Linked DNA regions of Homo sapiens: region 2 is linked to region 1. Evidence: chromatin loops called from intact Hi-C (ENCODE). Cell type or tissue: CD14-positive monocyte. All regions are shown on one strand. Links, peaks and the distances in the headings refer to the core of each region. The heading gives the core; the rest is flanking DNA. Region 1 overlaps LINC01778 (long intergenic non-protein coding RNA 1778). Region 2 overlaps SDC3 (syndecan 3).

The links. Hi-C counts contacts between places; a loop is a spot of excess contacts. Peaks named below come from ENCODE experiments on the same cell type or tissue, not always from the same donor. Only the 100,000 strongest peaks of a DNase experiment are listed, where the experiment ranks them.
Region 2: it touches region 1 in a loop (4-fold over the local background); 13 of 110 quality-filtered maps call a loop at or near these places.

The regions. Positions count from the first base shown.
Region 1 is chr1:30,828,247-30,832,630 of GRCh38, reverse strand. The region is part of intron 2 of LINC01778 (long intergenic non-protein coding RNA 1778); the gene reads right to left. Among named protein-coding and RNA genes, the nearest start is that of LINC01778, 5.8 kb to the right of the region's middle. In CD14-positive monocyte, for the core only: no CTCF peak of the experiment used is centred there; a DNase peak (open chromatin) is centred at 1,810; H3K27me3 peaks cover 1,172 bases.
Region 2 is chr1:30,898,368-30,902,751 of GRCh38, reverse strand. All of the region lies in intron 1 of SDC3 (syndecan 3), which reads left to right. Among named protein-coding and RNA genes, the nearest start is that of SDC3, 8.2 kb to the left of the region's middle. In CD14-positive monocyte, for the core only: no CTCF peak of the experiment used is centred there; no DNase peak of the experiment used is centred there; H3K27me3 peaks cover 939 bases.

The sequences.
Region 1 (4,384 bases), core at 310-4,309:
GTTTTGCCTATATTTGAACTTTATATTTTTGGAATTGCAGAATACTTTTTTTTTTTTGCATCTTCATGTTTTCTTTCAATATTATACTTGTAATTCTCATCCTGTTATGTATAGCTGTAGTTCATACATTTCAATTGTTACATATTATTTCACTATACTATATATGCCACATTCTACTCTTAATGAATATTTATGTTGTTCCAATTTCTAGCTATTATTATTATTATTATTTTGAGACGGAGTCTCACTCTGTTGCCCTGGCTGGAGTGCAATGGTGCGATCTTGGCTCACTGCAACCTCCGTCTCCCAGGTTCAAGCGATTCTCCTGCCTCAGCCTCCTAAGTAGCTGGGATTACAGGCACCCGCCACCACGCCCAACTAATTTTTGTATTTTTAGTAGAGACAGGGTTTCACCATGTTGGCCAGGCTTGAACGCCTTACCTTGTGATCCGCCTGCCTTGGCCTCCAAAAGTGCTGGGATTACAGGCGTGAGCCACCGCACCCGGCCCACTGTGTCCAGCCCCAGCTATTATTAACAGTGCTTCTGTACTTCTAAAAGTAGTCCTACACATTTTAATGATTACACATATGCATGAATTTGTTTAAGGTATATACGTAGGACTATAATTGCTGGTCACAGAAAGTTTTCAGCTTTCCTAGAAAAAGCCAAGCTCTTTTCCAAAGTGGTTGTAGCATTTTTTTTTCTTTTTACCTTGAGTCAGTATTAGTAAGCTATATTTTTCTCAGGATTTACCTATTTGATTTAAAATTTCAAATGTATTGGCATGCAGTTTTTCATCACATTCTCTTCTCTTTTTTTTTTTTTTTTTGAGACGGAGTCTCGCTCTGTTGTCCAGGCTGGAGTCCAGTGGCGCAATCGCGGCTCACTGCAAGCTCCGCCTCCCGGGTTCACGCCATTCTCCTGCCTCAGCCTCCCGAGTAGCTGGGACTACAGGCGCCCGCCAGCACGCCCGGCTAATTTTTTCTATTTTTAGTAGAGACGGGATTTCACCGTGGTCTCGATCACCTGACCTCGTGATCTGCCCGCCTCGGCCTCCCAAAGTGCTGGGATTACAGGCGTGAGCCACCGCACCCGGCCCACATTCTCTTCTTTTTGATGTCTATAGCATCGGTGGTGATGCACCCACCCTTTATTTTTGATATTGTTTGTGCCTGTTCTTCATTATTCTTGGTCAGTGTTCTCAGGGCAAAAGTGGCTTCTATGATCGTTTTCCTCTCTGGGTTCTTATATATTTCCTTCCAGCTAGCCCTGGTTATTTCTTACTATCTTGTTAGCCCTTCATTTATTTGAATAAGTTTTTAAAAGATTATCAAACGGCCCGGCGCAGTGGCTCGCACCTGTAATCTTAGTACTTTGGGAGGCCGAGGGGGGCGGATCACGAGGTCAAGAGATCGAGACCATCCTGGCCAACATAGTGAAACCCCGTCTGTGCTAAAAATACAAAAATTAGCTGGGTGTGTGGCTTGTGCCTGTAGTCCCAGCTACTCGGGAGGCTGAGGCAGGAGAATTGCTTGAACCTGGCAGGTGGAGGTTGCAGTGAGCCGAGATGCCGCCACTGCACTCCAGCCTGGTAACAGAGTGAGAGTCCGTCTCAAAAAAAAAAAAAAAAAGTTATCAAACATCTTTATTTGTATCTGATGAGAAGCATGGTTTCAAAATCAGAGCCCTCTGATTCTGGAAGTCCATGGTCAAGATTCCTCTTTCTCTCACGTCCAGTCCATTGGAAGTCCCGTCAGCTCTACCTCTAAAGCAGATCCTGATCACGCCCACAGCTCTCTAGCTAGCACGCTGTTATACCATATTTCACAAGGGCTCTCTTGACCCAATTTTGAGATCTTGGCGAAAAACTCTCAATTCCTCTTTGCGGGCACTTTGCTCAGCCTGCACCCCAACCCCTTTCCTTACTGGGCTCTAACACTCTTGGGTCACAACAATACACACAACTTCCAGGAATTATTTGCTAAACATCAAGGGATGAATACTTCTTCCTTGGGTCTGTGAAATCACTCAAAATTCCCAACCCACAGGAAGCCCCTACACCTGCTAACCCCACTCCACTTGCCATAGAGAAGCTGCCTCCTACATTCCAGCTTGCTGTTCCCCTGTCCTGGGTGCAACCAGGGGGTTGCATGTAGGGACACGGCCCCGCATGGCAACTTTCTCCCACTTGATGCTGTAAGTAATAGAGTTCTGCTTTTCATCTCATCAGAGGTCAGTGTGTCCGTCCTACCATCATCAGACCCTAATGTTATAACAGTAAACCCCTCCCCACCAGCTTCAGTCTGTCATCTCCAGCTTGAAGTCTTCAAATAGCCCCCTCTCTCCCTCCTTTCTATTACAGCCTGCTAGACTTCATCTGTCATAGAGCCCAAGTCATAAATCACATCCTTCCCTTCCCTGAATAAGAGGCTCTTAGCATTGAAATCAGACTGAAACCCAAACTTCTTCCTATGGCTTAAAAGGTCCTGTATGGCTTTGCTTCTGCCAATCTCTCTGACCCCATCCACTATTCCACTCTTGTTCAGTCTCACAGTCCTAGTTCTTAGAACATCTTAGAACACAGTAGGCACTCATAAATCTTCGATAAGTGTCAGGTAAACAGAAACCACTCTAGGTACATCAGACAAAGTGATTTAATTTAGGGAATTGGTTATAGAAACGTTGGAAGGACCAGTGGAGTGAAAAAGAAATGTGATGTCATTTTGGGCTCACAAGCCTGTACTCACCATCAATGCTGCTTGACTATTGTCACTGCCGCTGATAAAAGTTAGAAGCTTGGACTCTCTCTGATGTTAGTTCCAGAATCTCGCATGGATACATCCCACTGGCAGAACCCAGTCGAAATCCAACTCGAAGGATATCTGGGAAATGTAATTTTTTTTTATTTTTGAGACAGACTCTCACTCTGTCACCCGGGCTGGAGTGCAGTAGTGCGATCTCGGCTCACTGCAACCTCTGCCTCCCGGGTTCAAGCGATTCTCCTGCCTCAGCCTCCCGAGTAGCTGGGATTATAGGGATGCACCACCATGGCCGGCTAAGTTTTGTATTTTTAGTAGAGGTGGGGTTTCACCATTTTGGTCAGGCTGGTCTCGAACTCCTGACCTCGTGATCTGCCTGCCTCGGCCTCCCAAAATGCTGGGATTACAGGTGTGAGCCACTGTGCCTGGCCGGGAGATGCAATTTTTAAACTTCTAGGGCTGGTGATTCCAGGAGGAATGTAGAAGGCCAGGAATGGGGTATGGGTGTTTGGCACGGTAAGAAAGGCCTTTGAATGGCCCTGACTGCAGACCTCATGGGAATTTTGTCATGTGCCCTCTTTTCTGCCCTGGCTCCGCTTGTCCATGTTTTTGGCCATAAAGTGGCTTGGCCGGGGCCCATCATGCTGCACATCTTGGCCAGTATGCCTCACCTTCAGACTCCATGAACCTTGCTGGGGTCAACAGCTATGGGGAGAACAGCTTCCATTTCCCCCACTCTAGGCCTCATGCACTGCAGAACCAAAATTAGTTCTTCCTGTTGAACCCAGAACCTCATCAGGCTGCTCATGTAAATGAAATTTGAACAATTGTGGCCGCTAACCTGTGACCATGGAACTTAAATCCAGCTCAGGTTGCTGATCAGAACAGATGCCACAGCAACCATTCCGTGCTTCCTCTTACCTTCCCATCCCTCCAATCTATCCAAATTTCCCCCTCCTACTCCAGAAGCCAGGAATGAAGGTTATTCCAAAGAGTTGTCTAGATCCAGGGGCACAGACAGCTCCATGCCTAGAGTTTGGAGGGGTTAAGGTGTAGGCTGAGCAAAGTGCCCACAAGGAGGAATTGAGAGGTTTTAGCCAGGATCTCAAAACTGGGTCAAGACAGCACTTGTGAAATATGATATTACAGCATGTCAGCTAGAGAGGCCCTTCAGGTCCCTATATAGTCAATCTTTTTGGGCCAGGGATGTCAAGTCCAGATCTTGGAAGAAGAGTATGGACAGTCAGTCTTCCAGGCCAGTCAAGTGGTTCTCCATCTTTACAGAGAATCAGCCCTCCAGAGCCATGTATAGAGAGTTCTTTGGCTTCACAGTCAGAGTGTCCTCCAGAAATGGGATTGGATAATCTGGAGCCAGGAGGGCAGGACAGTGCAAAACCGGTGAGGAAGGGTCTTCCAGAAACAGGTTGCAGAATTCCAAAACTAGGAGCAGAAAGTCCTCTGGAGCCATGGAGTTTTCCCTAGAGCCAACAATGTTGTGGGACTATAAATGTCTCTGGAACATTTTCCAGAGCCAAGGACAGAGATATTTCCAGAGCCAGATACAGCAAAATTTTTTGCTGATCAACAGTCATAGTGTTTTCTAGAGCTAGAAATAGAACCTCTT
Region 2 (4,384 bases), core at 252-4,251, 70 kb before region 1:
GCACTGCCACCACCACATCTGGGCAGGACCGAGGGACTGTGGCTCTGGACTACAGCCCAGCTGCTTGGAGCCCTTTGATTTTGTGTCTCAAGGGACAGGGTGGCCAGAGCCAGGAGCTGCCCAGGCCCCAGGCCCTTGCTCCCATCATCCCCCCAAACCCCTGTCCCAGCAGGGAGCAGGGTCCTGGACTTCCTGACCTGTCTCACTGGCCCCTCCAGGCCTCTGTCCTCCATAACATCACATCCTGGGAACATCGGGCTGGCTCTTGGTAAATATTTGTTGATGGCACCCCCCACACCCTCACTCCCCTTGGCTCCCAGCCTCCCCAGATTCCAGGAGGCCTGGTGGCCTTCACTTCCGGCCCCCCTCCCGCCATGGCCAGAGGGGCAGCCACTCCCCTCCCCCACTGGCCAAGCCCAGTCTCAGCGCCAAACAGGAAGCCGTGATTACAGGGGGAGCCTGAGCGGCCATGGCTGAGGGCCCAGCAGTGGGGGTGGCGGTGGCCCCAACAAATGATCTGGCCCTTTTTTTACCTGGCTGCTGTGGGTGGAGGGCAGGAAACGCCTATGCTGGCCTTTTATACCAGGTGGAGAGGGTTCTACAACCCCTGTTGCCCCAGCTGGCTGAGGCCTGCCTTCTCCCCACCCCTGGCCTTGGTGCTATGTCTGTTTTGGGGTGTCCCAAGCCTGAGGGGGCAGCTTGAAGTCATCGAAGGAGTAGGGATCCTGGAGCCAGCTGATTCAGGGTTGAAATCCTGGCTTTGTCACATTCCTGCTGTGTGACCTTGGTGAGTTCACCTAACCTCTCTGAACCCGCAGTCTCCTCTTCTTTAAAATGGGACCTCAGGGTTGCTTGAGAATTAGTAATATAAAGTAATAAAGTAAATAAAGTACTAAAGTAAATAAGGAGCGGGCTGCTCCTGCAAATCTTGTTTTTTTTCCATTCACCTGCCTTGGTTTTTGTTCTTTTTCTGTCCCTCTCTGGGTCTTACTGAAGAACTACTGCTTGGGGGTGAGGAGCAGGGTTTTCTTTTGGAGAGAGGGGGAACTAAGTTTGAATAATCATGGATGGCCTGAAGGAGAACTCTGGGGGTGGGGGTACCCTTAGAAGGAGACCAAGGGCCGGACTCCCAGTTGGAGCCAGCAGGACTTAAGCCAGATGAGAGGAAGCACATTCTAGGGTCCGTGGTGCTGAGTTTCTGGGGGCTGGTTCTCCAGAGCTGTTGAGCAGCCTGCAGTCCATCCTGCATGATGACTCTTCAGGCCCTTCCACTCCTGGAACTCCAGAGAGGCCTTGTTATTTGCAGCTTGAGCCCAGGACTTGGTGAGACTGGGTGCTTTCCATTTTCCTCCCAGCCAGGGAGCATCTCGGCTGTGTTCTGTCTGTCACATGGGCCCTGGCCCAGAGTAGGTGACTATTGATGTTTACGCAGGATCTCAGGGGTGGAGAGTCCTAGAGAGATGGCCAGCCCTACAGCCTGACATCCCACAGCTGATGGCCCAGCCACAGCCTGGGGCCTTGCCAATGGATTGGGGCTGGCTCTCCAGCCTTAGATGGTCCCACTGAGCCTCCCACCACTCTTGAGGGGCTGGTGGGATTCCCCTTATTTAGAGGAAGGCTCAGAGATGTTAGGCCACCTGCCAAAGCACACACAGCCAGGAGCTGGTGGAGCCTGGTGTTCATTTGCCCCTTCTCCTACCCTGGAGCCCCATCTGATCTTGTCGTCACATCCCCTACTTAGCCAGGGTTTTCTGGGGGTGCAGCTGGGACTGGGGATAACACTGACTTGGGCCTTCATCCTGCTTTTGGATGGGCCATGGGCTTCCAGGGTGCTGTCTGGTGCTGCTTCACCCTGGGGTTAGCCTTGGCCCAGGCGACCCTAGAGATTCCTGTACCCCCTGCACTGCCAGCTAGGACCCCCCCATCCATCCTGCCCTCCCCCATCCCTGCCTGCCAGCCCAGACTTTAATGAGGGTAATTTAGAATCAATCACCAGCGGGATCTGGGAAATCTAATTGCAGCAAACTGATTGCCAATTCGATTGCGGGCACCAGGGGGCTGTGGGCGGCTCATTAGACCTGTCCCCCTCCCTGGGCTGGGGCTTGGGGGTGCTCCGTGGGGGATGCAGGGCCTGAGTAGGCAAGGCTCCTGGAGAGCTGGGGGGAGGTGGACTGTTGTTTTGGGAGCAGGGGAAGGGCATTTTTACCTGACAGAAGCCATACACTATTCCCTGTCCAGGCCCACAGTTGGGGTATAGGTGCCTGTGTCAGTCTTTACCCTCTGTCATCCACCCCTTGCTTAATGCCCCCTCCTCAAGGCCTGGATGCCATTGTTGGGGGGTGTCTGCAGCTGCATCTTACCTGGTTCCTGCCTTCAAGATGCTCCCTGTGTCAGGGAGACAGACACAAGCACAGATGATGACGAGGAAGATGATGAGAAAGATAACGGCCAATACTTACTGCTGCATGTCATGTGCTAGGTGTGGTTCTAAGTGCTTAACATGCTTTATCTCAGTGGGTCCTCACTATGGCCCTGTGAGGCAGGCATGGTTACCCCATTTTACAGATGGGGGCACAGAGGCCCTGAGAGGTTGAGCAATGTGCCCACAGTGGGGCAGTTAGCAGGACTCTGAGCCTGGAGCCTGGGTGCTTATGGAGATGCTCGTTCAAGAGCGTGGGGAAAAGAAAGGGCGATCAGACTGTTACTGTGTCTATGTAGAAAAGGAAGACATAAGAAACTCCATTTTGATCTCTTTCTTTTCCCCACACAAGGGCATCAGGCAGACGTGTGGGCTCCTGCATGGGCGCCTGTCTTGATTGACTGCGTTGCTCACTCAGCAGACATTTACTAAGCACCTGCTGTATATGAAGCCCTGTGCAAGGGGGCTGTCAGTGTTCAGTTGTGTCGTGTGTGTCCTATGTCTTGTCTGGCCATGTCTTGCTTCAGGCAGGTTTACTGGTGGCAGGTGCATGTGCTTTTGTGAGGTCTCGAGGGGGGAATTGAAGAGAAGCAGGGAGGAAGCCCTACCCCTCCTCCCTGACAGGCTGAGCCCCAGCTCTGCCATTAGAAGTGGGTGGATTTTGGCTGGGCGAGGTAGCTCACGCCTGTAATCCCAGCACTTTGGGAGGCCAAGGCGGGTGGATCATGAGGTCAGGAGTTCAAGACCCACCTGGCCAAGATGGTGAAACTCCATCTCTACTAAAGACACAAAAATTAGCCAGGCGGTGGCAGGTGCCTGTAATCCCAGCTTCTTGGGTGGCTGAGGCAGAGAATTGCTTGAACCCGGGAGGCGGAGGTTGCAGTGAGCCGAGATCGCATCACTGCACTCTCGCCTGGGTGACAGAGCGCGACTGTCTCAAAAACAACAAGGCAGGCTTGGTGACTCATGCCTGTAATCCCAACACTTTGGGAGGCCGAGGCGAGCAGATCACAAGGTCAGGAGTTCGAGACCAGCCTGACCAACATGGTGAAACCCCATCTCTACTAAAAATACAAAAATTAGCTGGGCATGGTGGTGCACACCTGTAATCCCAGCTACTCCAGAGGCTGAGGCAGGAGAATTGCTTGATCCTGGGAGGTGGAGGTTGCAGTGAACTGAGATTGTGCCACTGCACTCCAGCCTGGGCAACAGAGCGAGACTCCATCTCAAACAACAACAACGAAACGAAGAAGTGGGTGGATTTGGCTAAGTGACTCTTGACTCAGCCTTAGTCTCCTCTTCTGTCAGACAGATCCAGTGATCCCTGACCCGTTAGGTGGTGGTGAGGAGTGGTGGGAGGTGCAGATGGTTAAAAGGAACCTGCTGCTGGGTGATGACTTTTAATTATTATACATTCCCCAAGGTGGTTGTGTCTCAGAGGTGAATTTGCCACTAGCTTGTCAAGTGGTAGCAGGCAGCCTGTTCCCTCTCTGGGCCTCCACTTCCACGTCTGTTAAATGGGAAGAGTGAATGGTGACCCAGGGGCCCTTGTAGTCTTCAGATTTGAGGAACTATCAGAAAGACCTGAGGCCAGAGACAGGGCCTGACCTAGAGTTGGCTTAGTGGGGAAGGGCAGGCAGGACGGCTGGCCTGGGTGGGGAGGGGAGGCCTGCTCCCTTCACGTGGCTTGTCTCTGGTTCCTCTTGGGCCAGGGTAGGAGGCATCTCTTTCCTTGCCCATCACGCTGGGCACCACCACCCTCCCTGAACCCTGGAACATGATCATCAGTTCCAAGCTAGCTGGGGGCTGGGCAGGGAGTCCAGTACCTGGATCCTTATCCCCACTGTGCTACTGTTTACTGATGGACCCTCTGTGTCTGGTCTCAGCCGAGCACTAGGGACCCCCAGGGGGCTCAGCTTGGTCCCTGACATTAGGAAGCTCTCAATTCTGTGGGGTAATGAGAGG